2 separate regions of the Homo sapiens genome follow, and region 1 is linked to region 2. Evidence: read pairs that join two places in POLR2A ChIA-PET (ENCODE). Cell type or tissue: HepG2. All regions are shown on one strand.

What was found. Peaks named below come from ENCODE experiments on the same cell type or tissue, not always from the same donor. Only the 100,000 strongest peaks of a DNase experiment are listed, where the experiment ranks them.
Region 1: POLR2A ChIA-PET joins it to region 2 with 23 read pairs; 5 of 35 experiments call an interaction of 5 or more read pairs at or near these places.

Annotation. Positions count from the first base shown.
Region 1 is chr6:157,611,275-157,619,274 of GRCh38, reverse strand. All of the region lies in intron 3 of ZDHHC14 (zDHHC palmitoyltransferase 14), which reads right to left. Among named protein-coding and RNA genes, the nearest start is that of MIR3692, 86 kb to the right of the region's middle. RefSeq lists enhancers at 2,245-2,744, 2,745-3,246. In HepG2, CTCF peaks have their summits at 3,578 and 5,022; DNase peaks (open chromatin) are centred at 4,544, 5,054, 5,914 and 6,154.
Region 2 is chr6:157,526,683-157,534,682 of GRCh38, reverse strand. The region is part of intron 1 of ZDHHC14 (zDHHC palmitoyltransferase 14); the gene reads right to left. MIR3692 (microRNA 3692) reads right to left here and starts at 5,551; the gene lies at 5,483-5,551. RefSeq lists enhancers at 556-1,056, 1,057-1,557, 2,124-3,028, 3,029-3,934. In HepG2, no CTCF peak of the experiment used is centred here; DNase peaks (open chromatin) are centred at 1,492, 3,082, 3,472 and 5,222; H3K4me3 peaks cover 1,123 bases.

The DNA of each region.
Region 1 (8,000 bases), 85 kb before region 2:
GAATTACAGGCATGCAACACCATGCCCGGCTATGATTTTTTTTTTTTTTAATTTTTAGTAGAGACGGCGTTTCACCATGTTGGCCAGGCTGGTCTCGAACTCCTGATCTCAAGTGATCCACCTGCCTCGGCCTCCCCATAAATCCTGTTTTTTAACCCTGCTTTCCAAAATTGGGTGAATTTTGTGATTCAAGGAGGAGGACAAGTGTGCACTGCAGAGGCCGGCATTCTGAAGCAAGTGACACCCTGAGTAAGCTCTGCTGGGTAGAAACAAAGATGATTATGAAGCCATTGAGAAGATAAAGAAAGGCCTTGAGCGAGTGAGGAAGAAGGTGAAAAAAGATGGTTTCATTTGTAATGTAAATAATTCTTAAAAGGAGATGTAAACAAGTGAGTAGAAATGAGGATAATTTAAAAAGTGAATTGGCCAGTTAGGATCTGAAAGGAAATCCCACAATTCCCCAAATATAGTGTGTGGAGGGTCATCATATGAAATGAGAAATTTTAACTAGATGGGAAGGATTGAGTTCCCCCACCCAGCACTCTCCTATTTGCTAAGAATTGGAATAAGAGCCCACTGGAGAGGTCTCTGAGCTTCCTAGAATCTAGGAGCTGAATCAGGGCTCTGCGTCACCATGGTAAAATCCGTCATGTGGCCGGGCGCGGGGGCTCATGCCTGTAATCCCAGCACTTTGGGAGGCCGAGGTGGGTGGATCATTTGAGGTCAGGAGTTCGAGACCACCCTGGCCAACATGGTGAAACCCCGTCTGTATTAAAAATACAAAAATTAGCTGGGTGTGGTGGCAGGCACCTGTAATTCCAGCTACTCAAGAGGCCAAGGCACAAAAATCACTTGAACCCAGGAGGCGGAGGTTGCAGTGAGCCAAGATAGCACCATTGCACTGCAGCCTGGGTGACAGAGTGAGATTAGGTCTCAAAAAAAAAAAATCAGTCATGTGAGTTCAAATTTGTATAGCCTCAAAAACGGTCTTCGTGTGTTGGTGGTCTTCGGTCATTCTCCACCTGTCGTTTGTGAAACTCTGAGATAAGCTCCACGTGAGCAGTGCTTAGTCCTCAGTAAGTCCACGCCACTCCTGTCCCACCCAAGCCCCTCAGCGTTGACCTTACGCCATCTTTGGGTTTGCAGGGCCAGAAACGATGCCTAGTTCTCCTTAATTCTCCATGGAATAAAACAAATTATCTTGCAAAATTGAAAAACAAACTCGTGCTATCATCCAACACCCCTCAGAAACTTCTCAATGACTCTCTAGAAATTACGGGTCTTGAAATCAATAGTGCCATCTTAGCTCGGAATGGCTGACGCATTTGTAATGCTTTCTGGTTTTCGATATTCATTCACATTCTGTATTTCACTCACTCGATCTCTACCCTGTGACAGAGGTGGTACAGATTCCCAGAGGACAGGCGAGGAAAGCAGCTTGGAGAGAAATGGAATTGCCAGTGTCTAGAACCAGCTTCTGATGTCTGCCCACCGCCTTTTCCAGCTCCCCCACCCTCGTGACTCTTATGTTCTTTCATGTCCAGTTATTTAAGATCTTTTGAACCCTCAGTCAATTTATCCTCAAAATAAAAGATTTCAGAATAGAGTTGTCTCATGGGCATGTTATGCACAGAAAGCTAGCAATTCTCAGGCTCTTCAAAACCTTCTGACTACATGTATACATGGTGAGAAAGTTGTATTCCCAATTGGCATGCTTCTCCAAAGTAAATACGTTTCTGGGATCTTGTAGCAAAGAGTCCACATCGTCTGGGCACAGAGAGCTGTGTCTATGAGCAGGACCCAACGGCTTCATGGATTGATGCCAGTTCCCTTGAGAAGCCAACTGCGATGAGTCCAAGCAGAACCCATTTTTTAAAAAATTCAAAAAGAACGAGGACCCTCTGGAAAACTTCAGAGACATTTCATTTTTCTGAGTTGAAACTGAAGACGCAACCTCGTTACTATTATTGTTAAGATATAAGGCCATATATATCTGTGTTTCTTTCCTCAGGGAACCCTCAAGCAAAGAAATGCAAATATGTACCACCGTACTGTGTACTTTTCAAGGGTTTTTTCACATAATATCTCATCTGGTAATAAAAAGATATACATACTGCAGTGTCTCGTGACTGTCACTAATGCCTGTTATATGAGGTAAGAGGAACAGGTGTTCCCCTGTATATGCTCAGATTCACCTGGAGGGTTCTTTCCATGAGGCTGCCATTCATGCTTGTAATATTCACGATGGTGCTTGGCTTTCCGCCTCTAAAAGGTGAGTGATGGTCAGAAGACCCCTAGGGCATTCCTGCTCTGATGGTCCATAATCTGAGATCTGGGGGCCAAGGGAACCCCAGGGTCCAGCACTCCCCATCAGAGGTCCTTGTGGCTCAGTCTGGTTCTCTTGGGACAGTCCTGACCATCCCGATTTGCCTAACATGGAACAGAAGCAAAGTGACTCTCAGGTGTGCAGAAGGGGCGTTTGACACCCAGACATCATCTGTAGGGTCTCCCAACATTCTCATGGCACACTGTCCCTGCACCCGGACGTCTGATCCCCCCGAAGTATCTGTTCCTCCTGCCTCGTGTGTGGTTGGGATTTTAGGGCATACATCTGAGATTCCACAATCCCTCTGTCCCTTCAGTTCGAGGTCTGGTCTACGGTACACACTCAGGTCAGGGAGGGTGCACCTGGGAGTGGAGTGGCCTGGCAGCCTTTCCTGCTGGGCACAGGGCCGCTCGTCCTCTAGGGTGCCTGTGGGTTCTGTAGTGTCCAGCTCCAGCCTTGGGCCTGGCATCTCCCTGGGGTGAGCTGACCCCCTGGACACTTGTGGACCTAATTGTCCCACGGGCCCTCCCCTTCCGCAGGTCCCAAGCTCTGGTCATCAAGCTCCCTGCAATCTCTCCTCCTCACAAGCTGCCTCTTCTTTGCTAGTGGCATCCCCCATGGGGAACCCATTTATTTCATGCCCTCTGCCCCCTCATCCCTCACATCCAGGTGGTCAGCAGGAGGTGGTCATGGTCTCTCTGATCTCTCCTGTCTTGCTCCCCAGTGTCTGAAGGCCACTGCACTGTGCCGGCTCTTGTCCCCTCTTGCAGGAGCCGCTGTCACATCTTCCTGGACACCCCCCTTATGTGTCCCCCACACTGTTGCCAACAGGGCCTTCCAGTGCAAATGACATCTCAGGAGCCTCTTGCCTGAAGTCTCTGGGTGGTTCCTAATGCTGCTGGCGCCCCACTCTCCTGTCACTGGCTGCACCCCCAATGTGTCTGCAGAACCGAGTGCTCTGAGGTCTGGGTTTCCAAGCTGAGCTCCTTGGGTGCTGGGCAGGCCTCTGGCCCCCTCTCTCACCTCTTCTTCCTTCCCCTTGAACTATAGCAGTTAGACCTATGTCTGTTTTATATACTGAGTTTCCTCATTATTTTTCATTTTCTAAAATGGATCACTGCTTATAACAACCAAAACAAAACAAAACAAAACAAAACAAAAATGCAGTCAGCTAGTAAATGTGGCAAATGTTGACTGTAATTATTGTGAGCAGCTCTGAGTGAAGTTCCTAGGGTGCGATGCTGCCCCCTTATGAAACACCACATGATGGGCACTGCTGGCAGGATGTAGGACTCTACGGCAGAGGACTTGAACTTGGGTCCTGGCCTTTTGCCTAGTGATATGATGTGCACAGTTTCTGGGCCTCAGCAAGTCGGATATGCTATAAAAGGTTATTTCCAACTCAAATACTACGATTCCATAGCTAAATAAAACTTTTCAAGAACTGAAGTCAATTGTGTCTACACATTTCACACAATGAGGAAGTGCTGGCCAGCCCAGCAGCAGGAACTCTACAAATAAAGTATTTACGAGAACAGGGGCGCTTACAGACCCAGCCTAGGCCCAGAACAGGTTGGTGGCTCTAATGGCACTCAGAAATGACGAAGTACGACATCAATACCCCTGCCAGCAGACTTGGGTCCGCACAGACGTCTGGAGCTCTAAATACAGTGTGCTGTTTTTGTTTCTTGTTGTTCACATAAAGCTGCAAGCACTTCACTGAGTCACTGCAGTCCAGTCAGCAGGTCCTTAATTACTTTTCTCAACAAAGGCACTCAAAAGAACAGGCAAAGTTCTACCAGTTAGGACCGGCTATGGAATGTCGGGGGCCCGTGGCAAAATGAAAATTTGGGGCAGCTGCTTAAAAATCATTAAGAATTGGCCGGGCACAGTGGCTCATGCCTGTAATTCCAGCACTTTGGGAGGCGGAGGTGGGTGGATCCCCTGAGGTCAGGAGTTTGAGACGAGCTTGGTCAACATAGTGAAATCCCACCTACTAAAATTACAAAAATTAGCCAGGTGTGGTGGCGGGCACCTGTAATCCCAGCTAGCTGGGAGGCTGAGGCATGAGAATCGCTTGAACCTGGGAAGCAGAGGTTACAGTGAGCCAAGATTGCACCATTGCACTCCAGCGTGGGTGACACAGTGAGACTCTGTCTCAAAAAAAAAACAAAAAAAAAACATGAAGAGTTTCAAGCTGGAGAGAGCAGAACACGAAGTCCATCTGGGGCCCCGTGTGAGGAAGCAGGTCACACACTGGTGACCCCGGCCCTGCTAACTGCCATAGTGTTACGGCCTGGGAATGTGATTTTCCCATTTGTGGCAGATCGATGTCTAGCGATTCCATGGGGTTTTCTGAGAGGATTTATAGAGAGTTTTTCTAAGAACATCACACAGTGAGGAAGTTGTGATTTCCTCGGAGTTAAGGCCTAGTCAACAGCCCCTTCTCTATGGAGAGCCTTGGGGCTTTTCTTCCCCTTGAACTACAGCAGTTAGACCTATGTCTGTTTTATATATTGAGTTTCCTCATTACTTTTCATTTTCTAAAATGGATCACTGCTTACATCAACCAAAAAAAAAAAAAAATCAGTCAGCTAGTAAATGTGGTAAAGTTGACTGTAAATCAGTCAGCTAGTAAATGTGGTAAAGTTGACTGTAATTTTTGTGAGCAGCTGTGAGTGAAGTTCCTGGAGGTGGGGCTGCTCCCTTATGAAACACCACACAGTGGGGCACTGTTGATGGGATGTAGGACTCTATGGCACAGGACTTGAACTTGGGTCCTGGCCTTTTGCACTCCCCGCCCCCCCATCCCCCCTACCAAGAGCTGCGGTGTCTTCACCCAGGTGCACCAGCCAGCGGTGGGGGGGCTTGCCAAGAGCTGCCATTTTCTAGCCTGGGCGAGGCTGACTGGGTGAAGGTGTGATGGGAACAAGTTTACCAAGGAAGAAGGATATAATATCAGGGAGACCACGAGAGGAAGAGTCAGCAAACACTAAAACTGTCAGCCCTTTCAATACTATTTTCCAAGAGTATCAGAAACTGTTTATAGCCTCCAGGGCAACCGTTCTTAGACTTTTTTTTTCATTCCTTACTGGTTTAAAACTCTGATGACAGCTATGGATCCCTTCACTCTCGTGCACTCACACATTTTAGGTACAATTTCCCGAAGCCTATTCCTAGGCCCCAGGTTAAGAATGGATGACCTATCAGGTTAGTTCACAGAAACTGAAATAACTTATTTCAGATGATGAGATGGATGGGCTGCCTACTGCTCCAACAAGGCTGCTTGAAATGATTTATTTCAACCAGAATTTAAAACTGAGCTGTTCTAAGAAGGCAGGCCAACAGGTGCCTATCGTGTGGCATGCTAAATGTGCCATCCCCAGGGTCCCGGAGGTATACAACCTAAAATCCCAGCCCCAGGCAGGCTGACACCCTGGGCTAACCCCGGCATAAGTCAATGGAATCCTTGGCCTACTCAGAAGGAGCTACTCTAATTACGCTTTATTCCAGGATTTCTTAAACTAAGGGTTGTGATCAAATAGTGAGTCATGAAATTGATTTAGCTGGTCATGACCAGCACTAAAAACAAACAATAAAATAGAAAGTATCAAGGCATCTTCTGTTGAGAAAGGCAAGCACTGTTTCATGCCTTTTATGTGCATCTCTGTGCACTGGATCCCAGTAGAAAATGTATTTCCTACTGTGAGTTGCTGTAAAACACAAAAAGTTTGAAAGCTACTGTTTTATTCGAATTTGTAGGAGGCACACGTGAGGCCCTCCGATATCTGTTGAGTAGATAAATACACGTGTAGGTTGCGTCAGTCACAGACCTAAAGACACCATGAGTCATTTTCAGTGATGGCATTTCCACCCTCCCAGAACTGTGCAAGGATTACTAGCTCTTGATCAGACTTAATTTTTTTTAAATGATCATTTCTCTTGGAGTCTGACATTTTAAAATTTGTGCTTCTGGTAGGTTTGAGGGTGAAGGATATGGGTTTCATTTAGTTTAGATTGGGTGCCCGAGGCTTTTTTTTTCCCCCCAGTTGAGAACACTAACCTCATCATAGGGCCAAAAAAGCAATATACTTTTTTTTTTTTTCTCTAAGAGAGAAGACTACGATGGAGACATGAAGGTAGATACAGCAAGAGGAGCATCAAATTCTCTTTTTCTTCTTCCCTCCCTTCTCTCCTTCAGTAAATACTAACTGAGCAGCTGCATGCCAGTCAAGGAGTTGGCTGCTGGGAATACAGTAAGGGAAACTGACACAGGCCTGGCCTCTTGAAGCTTACCCAACTGTGGGCAGAGACATCGGCCACTCGAGTCCACACATCCCCAGTGTATACCATGACAACCCTGGTCAGAGCTATGAAGGAAGCATACAGAAAGCTATGGGAAGTGTGTGCAGTGGCAGGCTTCCCTGAGGAGCCCACGCCTGAACATCTCCCTGAAAGATGAGCAGGAATTAACAGAGAGGAACCAGAGGAGACCTCGGGGCTGGAGCCCAGGTGGCATGCAGGACTACGGTGCAAGCCGAGAGAGGTGGGTCTTGTATACTAGGTTAAGGATTTTGGCCTCCTTCCCATAGTGATGAGATTCTGTTTGGAAACGGTCACTCTGATGTCAGCATAGAGGCTGGATTAGATGAGGAGCAGAGTGGATGGTGGGTGTCCTCCGAGAGACCTTTGCACAGTTAAAGTGAGAGATGATGGCGGCTTGCAGCTGGCCGAGGCAGTGCACAGAAGGAAAGGGATGAAGTGGTTTAAGCTGGGATCCACCTAGTAAGCAAACTGTACAGAGCCTGGTGATGGATTAGGTGAGCAGGGTGTGGCAGAGAAAGGAGTCGGTAGGACCCTCACGTCTGTGTAGCCTGTGAATGGGGCTGGCCCTCAGCAAGGTGGGGGGTCACTGGGGAAAGATGATTTGGGGTGCTTTTATCTCCCCAAGTGGACATGTCCAGCGGGAAGCTGCATATGCATGTCTGGAGCTCTGAGGAGAGGTCTGAGCTAGAGACATAAGCCTGGCAGAAAGAGAGACTCCGGAAGGCAAAAGGAGCAAGACACAGGTATAAACACACACTCGTCAGAGCCACAAAGCCAAGAACCACACACACACAAAAGGGACGGAGCCGGTCAAAAAGATGCACAAACAGGGAAAGTCAGATGAACAGAGACAGACTTTCATGAAGCAATCGCTTGTGGCTTTTCTGGGTATGGAAGAAATATATTTTTCAAGCTAAGTTGCAGTTTGACAATTCCAGGCAGAAATAAGGTGAGCACTTGGCCAGAGTCCACCCTCCCTTGCTGGATCGTCTCCAACCTGCAGGCACACATCTACCTTTGCCTTGGAAGAAGGTCTCTTTGCACTGGGCACTGACACTGCAGTTGAGTATCACTGACAAAGCCAGAACAGGATGAAAATGTGCCCGGGAGGCCCCAGAAATTCTGTTGTTGAAGCTTTCCTATTGGCCAGGGATGCTCTCTCCAAAAAACTGTATTAGACATGTAATCTCACTCTTTTGTCATAAACAGTTTCTAAATAAATGCACAGAATAAAAAAGACGTGATACCTTAAAAAATTTACGTTAGACGCATTATTTTACATCAGAATCCTCTATCAAAGCACTTTTTAAAAGTACACATATTGGCCAGGCGCGGGGGCTCATGACTG
Region 2 (8,000 bases):
TGGGAGGCTGAGGCTGCAGTGAGCCAAGATCATGCCACCGCACTCCAGCCTGGGCAACAGAGCCAGACCCTGTCTCAAAAACATGAAATGAAATGAAATGAAATGAAATGAAATGAAATGAAATGAAATGAAATGAAATGAAATGAAATAGAATTCCAGGAAGCCAGAGGCTTCTGGGTAGCATGTGAATCATGGGAGGGAAAGCCAACACTGTTTTGCCCCAAAAGTTGCTCTTTAATGTCCAGACATTACTTAGGCATGGCAACCACATGCCCCAGATTTCCCATTCGAGTCCTGGTTCAGGTGAATGTTTTGTCATTTTCAGACCATGTGTGGCTGCTGAGCTAATTGGCCAAAGTAACTCCATTTTGCTTTCTGTGCATCCTGGAACCGTAAGGCATCGTCAGGGCAAGCCAGGGCCCTTCCGAGAAAGCTCTTCCTAGAGCTGCTGGTGTGTGTGCTGGGAAGACCTGCACATACCAAGCGTCCAGGGTAGTGATTTGGGATTTGTCCTGGCACTAAACAGCATTCTAAGGTTTAGCTGCCTCTGACCCTGGCTTATATTTGAAGGGTGTCCATTCTGCCTCCCTTCTGGAAACTCTGTATAGGAAAGTCATAGCTCTATTCATAATTCTTGTTTCATCCAATCTAAGGTACCCCACATTTTAAGATGTATCATTAAGGGGAAATGTGCCAAATCAGATAATATTCCCTAACCACAAGGGATCTTTATTTCATACTTATTGAAAGAGTTATTATAGACTTAATTAGACACCAATTTAAAAATCATATATCATTATTGTGCATACATTTTAAAAAATGCAAGTGAACTAAATTGGCCACAGTATTCCTAAAACATCTCCACATTTAGAGCCTGAGGCAGAGGTGTCTGCTTGAGGGCTTTCCACGTTGCAGCCTCCTGAGCCCATCAAAGCATGGCCCGGCTCTTCTGCTTCCCCCTAGGCTGCACTCCGTGCCCAATGCACCAGCTCAAGCCAGAGCACGTCCCTCCTCTGCTCAGAACTAAAGCCAGGTACTTGCCGAGGCTACAAAGCCATCTGGCTCCTGTGACCTCTTTGACCTCATCTTCCTCCCTCCTGCCGACCCCTGCAGCTCTGGAACAAGCCAGGCCTGCCTCTCCTCTGGGCTTTTGCCTGTGCCTTCCCCCTGCCTGGAACTCCCTCCCTACAGGGAGCCATAGAGCTCCTCCCAGCCTTTGCTCAAATATCACCATCTCTGTAGAGCCTTCCCTGACTGTGCTGCACACAATCTCCAAACTGCAGCCCTCCTATGACCAGCCATCCCGTCTCCACCAACCCCAACCCCTTCCAGCTTTTACTCTTCCCATAGCACTTATCCCCACTTGGCACACTGTTAATATATATACTTCCTTGCTTACTGTCTGACCCCACTAGAAAAAAGCTCAATGCAATGAGGACGTGTATCTGCTTGGTTCACTGATGTAACCTCCAGTGCCTAGAATTCAGTCTAGCACATAGTTGACCTTACAATAACTATTTGTTAGATGAAATGAAGAGACATCTAAAAAAACACAGGATACAAAGTACAGCGGAGACAATCCTATTTGTGTTTCAAACACATCTATATTTGTAACTAGAAGAATGTGCCCCATTATCTCATTATCCCTGGGTGATTTTCTGCATATGTGCGTTTTGGTGGTTTCCAAATTTTCTTAATTAAAGCATGGCTTATTTTTGTAGTAGAGAAATATGTTATTAAAAATAAATGCATAAGTACTTGTTGAACTAAAAAAGAAGATAATTGCCGAAATATTAAAATCTGCCTGTGCTTTTAAAAACTCAACTATCCATAAAGAAGATGCTTGACGATAATGTATATTCTCTGTTGGATTGAAACCTCAGCGGGCTGAAGCTCTTGATTTTTGCAAGTTGTCTTACAATACCTTAATTAGTCTAATTGTTTTGGGGTATGGAGGATCATACATTTGAGAAGGCAAAACCCAGGTTATCTCCTATCTCAGCTCTGGTCTGTACCCAACTTCTTGGAGGAATGTGACTAGAGAAAGTTCTTCTGTCATCCTTGCAGATTTCTGTCTTAAACTGGGTATTTATTTAAAGTACAGGACAAGGCCACACATATAGGGCCCAACTCCCCTCAGTTCCAGCAAGCCCCCTGGAGATCCGGAATCTCAGAGGCCTGCTAGATTCCCTTTTTCTTTCCTTGGGTTGCGGGTGGTCTAGGGATGGCAAGATGGGAAAGGAGGCGTTCAGGAATGAGAAAGAATCAAATGCTATACAAATTAAATCTCCTCAACACCGGCAATGTTCATGGAATTGAACCCAAACGCTGGATAGCTCATCAGTGAGCACTGTTTGGCAATGAATTGCTCAACAGAGACATTTTCAACAAAATATGAATTAGTTTAATCATTACATGTTCAAGAAAACCTTGTTGGAAGGAAAATGCCCTGCCTTGTTTCAGATTGCACACTGAACACCACTGAGGCTCTCCTCCCATCCCAAGGCCCTGGGGCCATCAGGCTGCCTGCTGGGAGGTGGCCCAGGGGTGTGGCTGCTGGTGCCACCAGGAGACGCCTGCTGTGCCTGCTCCTCCTCCCCCAGCGGCTCCTTCCCCAGTGCTTCCATGGCCAGGGGCCCCACACTAGGGCTTCAATTGCTCACCCAGGGTGGGCAGGCAGTGAGCACAGCTTTACCCAGGACTGGGGCCTCTGCCAGGGAGCTGGCACCCCCACGCCCATCCCGCAGAACGAGGCCAGGCCCTCTGGGACAGTCACACTGCACAAAGTCCAGATGTTACCGCTACGGAAAAGTGTCTTCGGCGTTACGAAGATGCAGTAACTCAAGGCCTTTGGGGAAAAGGCACATTTGAGTCTTGGAAAGTTTTTCCAGAGCTGGAGAACAAGTCTACGAGTACCGTGGATGCAGGAGATGACTGAGTCTCCTTCACGCCTTCATTCAGGCACTCGGCACACAGCCACTGAATACACACTACCTGCCAGCAAGCTGCACCATGTGCTAGGAAAGCAGGAAGATCAAGACAAGACCCTCGCTTCCTGGCAGCTCACATTCCAGTGTGGGGGTTGGGGGGTGGGGCAAATCAGCACACTACAAACAAAAGAGCAAGTGTGGAGACACAGGTGTTGAGGAACGGTGGAGGGAACCAACTCAGTGGGCCGGAGCGGGGGGTGTTGGTGAAGCCTTTCTGGAGGGGGTGTCAGAGGCAGGAGTGAGACCTGCAGAGAGGAAGGGTGTTGGCAAGGACAGGGAGCCCCAGACCCTCCCTGACCCTAATGTTTCCAGGCCTCCTTCGGACGGTGCACCGAGTGACTGGCGGAAGCACAGTGTAATCCTCCCTGGACTGGACTCTGGAACGGCATGTCCGGGGGGGGCAGGGGCGTTGTAGGCTGTTTAGTCACTGTGGCATCCCCAGTGCCTCACACACTGCTACATGATAGGCACTCGACAAATATTTGCTGAATTGAATGTTGTGGAATCATCAGAGCAGACCCGGGACATCTGGGTCCACGTTTGGTGGCGAACTGCAAAGCGATGGGTGCAAAGGTCGTCATGCAGGTGAAGCAATGAACACCGAGAGGGACCTGAGCAGACCCCACTTCCGTGTGCTCCAGCCTCTGCTGACAGCGCTCCTCTGAGCTAACGATCTCTCTCCTGGGGGAGAAAAAGGGCCACCTTCTTTCTTTTGCAAAGTAGGAAGAATTTCTAAGTAAATTTTGCTTTACAATGTTTCCCTAAGAATAAAGAGGAATTGAAGATTTTTTTTTTAACATATCCGTCATCATAAACCTCAAGGAATTAGATAATATAGGACCAATACAGGTTAGAAATATCCAGTCGTTCAGACAGAGACACATGTGAGTGCAGAAGGCTAAGCTATTTCACCCACAAACTCACTAAACAATGTTGTTTCCAATAGCAGAGACATCATAATTTGAAAAATAGTACATAATAATTATGCAAAATGGAAATAAGGTGCTTTTGAGTAGAAAAGAAAAAAGGCTACAAAGGTATTTCAGGAGAAAATGGTTCTATTTCCAAAAAGGGGAGAAATAAAACAAGGTTAACAGCTTAAAGCCCACGAGCCCTGTGACACCAAGTTGGAGACTATCAGGCAAAGACAGCTTCAAAAGTGCATATTTGGTAGAAAAATGAACAAAATGAAATTCACTGAAAGTCTTTGGATATTGGGTTGCTGTTGGGGCTGCCGATTCATTTTTTCCTTCTCTAAAGGGACACAGCATTCATTCACAGATGATTCCTTTATCTCACCTAAAACAATGCCCGTGGTATCGACTATTATCCTTGGCAAAGTGCCTTTGCATTAAAACATGGTGACAGCATTTCTCGGCCCTGATGTTGGGGAGAGTTCCTACCATGTAATTATCCAGCTCAATTAGAAGACAAGGTCAGAACAAACAGATCCAGAGGGAAGGTCCATGCCTGCTAGACACACAGATGTGGTCCCACATCATTTTCTTTTTTCTTTTTTTCTTTTTAGGTAGCCTGTTACTGTTTCATACACATGGTTTTCAAAGTAACAGGCAGCCAGATAGTAAGACTGCAGGGAGCAAATGAAAATTCACATTTTTTTGATTGAGTACCTATATTGCAGGCAGTTTCACATATAACATTTCATATAATGTCTACAGAAATGTACACAGCTAATTGTCTATGACATTGGTATTACTGAGACCATCTCACAGATGAGGAAACTAAGGTTCATTAATTTGACTGATAAGACTTATAAGAGGTTCATTACTTTGAGCCTGGTTTAGCTAATAAGTTTCATAACCAGAAGTCAATCAGATGTGGCCGCCATCAAAGCCCATGGGCCCAAGGCATGGTCTCTCAATTGTACCACAATGAGGCCTACACTTCTGTTTTGCACTCTACACATTTTCTTAGTGGAATACAATAACAGCTGTACCTGTTTTCACCTTTTTATAAGGATCTCAATGATCCTCATTAAATGTAATTAAGAACACAGTGAAACCTGAAACTATTCTGCGTGAAGGTGCCTTGTCCAGTCTGGGGAGAAGACAAGCTCGGAGTCTTGGGTGACAAAGTCGCTCATTGATGGATTGCCAGCAGTCTGGTAGTAACGCCTTAGTGACTGAAGGTCAAGAACATTTCTCTTGGGCTCCGCTTCCCAATTCCAGTTGAAGAATAACAAGCTCTGTGGTTTCTACACAACAGAAACCACAGATTCCCAGGGGCCCTGTCAATCAAGCTTGACACTAAATGGTGATGACTGCTCCTGTTATTGCAAAATACATGTATACTAAACAAAGACCGTACTGGTTAGTTTTGCTTAAATACTGGAGGATTCTGACCAGTACAATGCTAAAACATAAACTTTCATTTATGAAAAAAGATAAACTTTCTAAAATTCCCAGGTTATACTCAAGAAGTAACTTGCTCCCTGTGAAGAGAGGGTGGGGTTGCAGAGACTCCAGAGATCTCCACTTCTGCAGTGTCAGTGTGGAACTGTATCTATTGCTCCAGTATCCACTCCTGACCAGCAGGAATGGCAAAGAACCTCAGAAGAGTACAGGTGGTAGGTGCTGAGTAAAACTGGAAGTCTGAGTGTGTCTCCTAGACACTAGCAACTACAAGGATATACTTTCAATGAAACTCTTTGAACTCATTGGGAGAAACCTGAAAAATACCATGTGCTGTTGAGGAATTAATGCCCACTCCCACCCCCAGTCTTCATCTAATTATGCTTTTATAATTAATTAATTAATGCCCACTCCCACCCCCAGTCTTCATCTAATTGTGCTTTTTAAATTAATTAATTAATGCCCACTCCCACCCCCAGTCTTCATCTAATTGTGCTTTTTTAATTAATTAATTAATGCCCACTCTCACCCCCAGTCTTCATCTAATTGTGCTTTTTAATTATTTTATTTTATTTTATTTTATTTTTTTGAGATGAAGTCTTGCTCTGTCGCCCAGTCTGGAGTGCAGTGGTGCGACCTCGGCTCACTACAAGCTCCGCCTCCCGGGTTTTTGCCATTCTCCTGCCTCAACCTCCCGAGTAGCTGGGACTACAGGCACCTGCCACCACGCCTGGCTAATTTCTTTGTATTTTTAGTAGAGACAGGGTTTCACCATGTTAGCCAGGATGGTCTCGATCTCCTGACCTCGTGATCTGCCCGCCTCAGCCTCCCAAAGTGCTGGGATTACAGGTGTGAGCCACTGCGCCCACCCTATCGTGCTTTTTAAATTAATTGATTAATGCCCACTCCCATCCCCAGTCTTCATCTACTTGTGCTTTTCCAAGTATATTCATCTATGGTTAAACTTTCATATCATTTCTTTACTTTTCTTTTAAGCCACACACTTCTGAGATTAAAAAACAACAACAACAAAAAAACTGTTCAGCTCATTTTGAAATACAACAGAAGTATTCCTGAGGACTTCCCCATGGCAAACACGATTATTAACTGATTACTAAAAAGAGAAGGGCAAAAGGCAAAATAATGGACATTAGATCTAGGGAAAAATGGTGGAAACAACCTTAAAGAATACGGTGGAGAAACATCTGGAAAAAGCATATTTAATTAGAGAACACCAAGAGGGACTGAAACAAAGGAAATCATGCCTGGCTGGCCTGATGGAAGGCTTGGAAGGTGTGACTGCCATGAAAGCTACAATCAATTAAATAAGTGCCACCTTTCTTGAATTTTGCCAAGCAGATGGCAAAGTTGGAGAATCAACAGGGAAACTGCAGAGTGATACAATGGAGAGAGAGAAGGATCAGAAAGCCCCTCCTACAGCTACATCCCTATCCCTCTTAGGCTTGCGTCATACATTGTCCAGTTGGCTTCAACATTCAGAATAACTGGAGCCCTAAAGAACTGTCAAGTTCTGAGAACAGTCTTTCCATTTCCAGAAACAACTTCCTGAGAGACCGTTACATGGCTGCCAAGAAAACACTGCTTCATGTTTAAAGCACTTGTGAAACTTGAGGTCAAAAAGCAGAGGTCCACCAAGCAAGGCCACAGAAAAACAGCTTGAAAATGCTCTAGCTGAGCCTATACGCTCTGTGGCAAAACCTCGTGACTGTAGTGCTTACTCTGGGCAGTTCTGGAAGGCTTTTTCTACCAGAAGTTTCCATCAGTTGAGGTTTTGACTCTTACTCTCCCCTGGGTGGAGACTCTGAGGCTGCATGGTGCAAGATGAAAGGACTTCAATATTGTCTGACTATAAGAGCAAGCTCTGCAAAGCACTTTTTTGAAGAGATTTTTGAATGGAAAATCTGGGTGGGAAAATAGGAAAACAGGTCAGTTGAGCAAAGGAATATCAACTATTCCTGTTCGCCACATGAGCTGAGAATGCAGCCTCTCCTTCAGAGTAGAAACAGGAGCTGGGGAGCTCCTGGAGTCGATGGGAGGTGCCCAAGTCTGGTAGGAGATGGGGGCACTGATGCAGCCATGGCCCCCCGGCTGGTGTAATCTGCTTTCAGGCACCCAGTTGCAGGGTGGCTCAGCTGAGGGTCACCAGCTTGCAGCGATAGAAGAGAACGTTGGCCTTACCTACGGCCATGGTTTCACATTGTGTGGGAGGATCCATAGATTCTCAAAGGGGTCCTGGACCCCAACAGTATTATAAACTACTACTCTTAGGAGGGGAGGTACGTAATCAAGTACCTATTCAGAAGCACACTCTGAGGCCAGCTGCTAAAGATGCTGCCCCAAGTCCTTCAGTGCTCCCGGCCACCATCCACTGCCCCGGCCCCTCTCCCCACATCCCTAGAACCTCTCTCTATGAGCCAGCAAATAAAAATTAACATCTACCCAGGTCCCTGGTCCAGCGGTTGGTGAATAATCTGGCTGTCCACACTGCCCTTCAGCCTTCTCAGCCGAGCCCTGGCGCACGTGTGTCAGTCCATTCAGAGAAGATGGGTTCCCACAGTCGCTGAAGTAGGCAGGAGCACAGAGGCCACCCTGAGACTAGCACAGACGTAGGGCCATG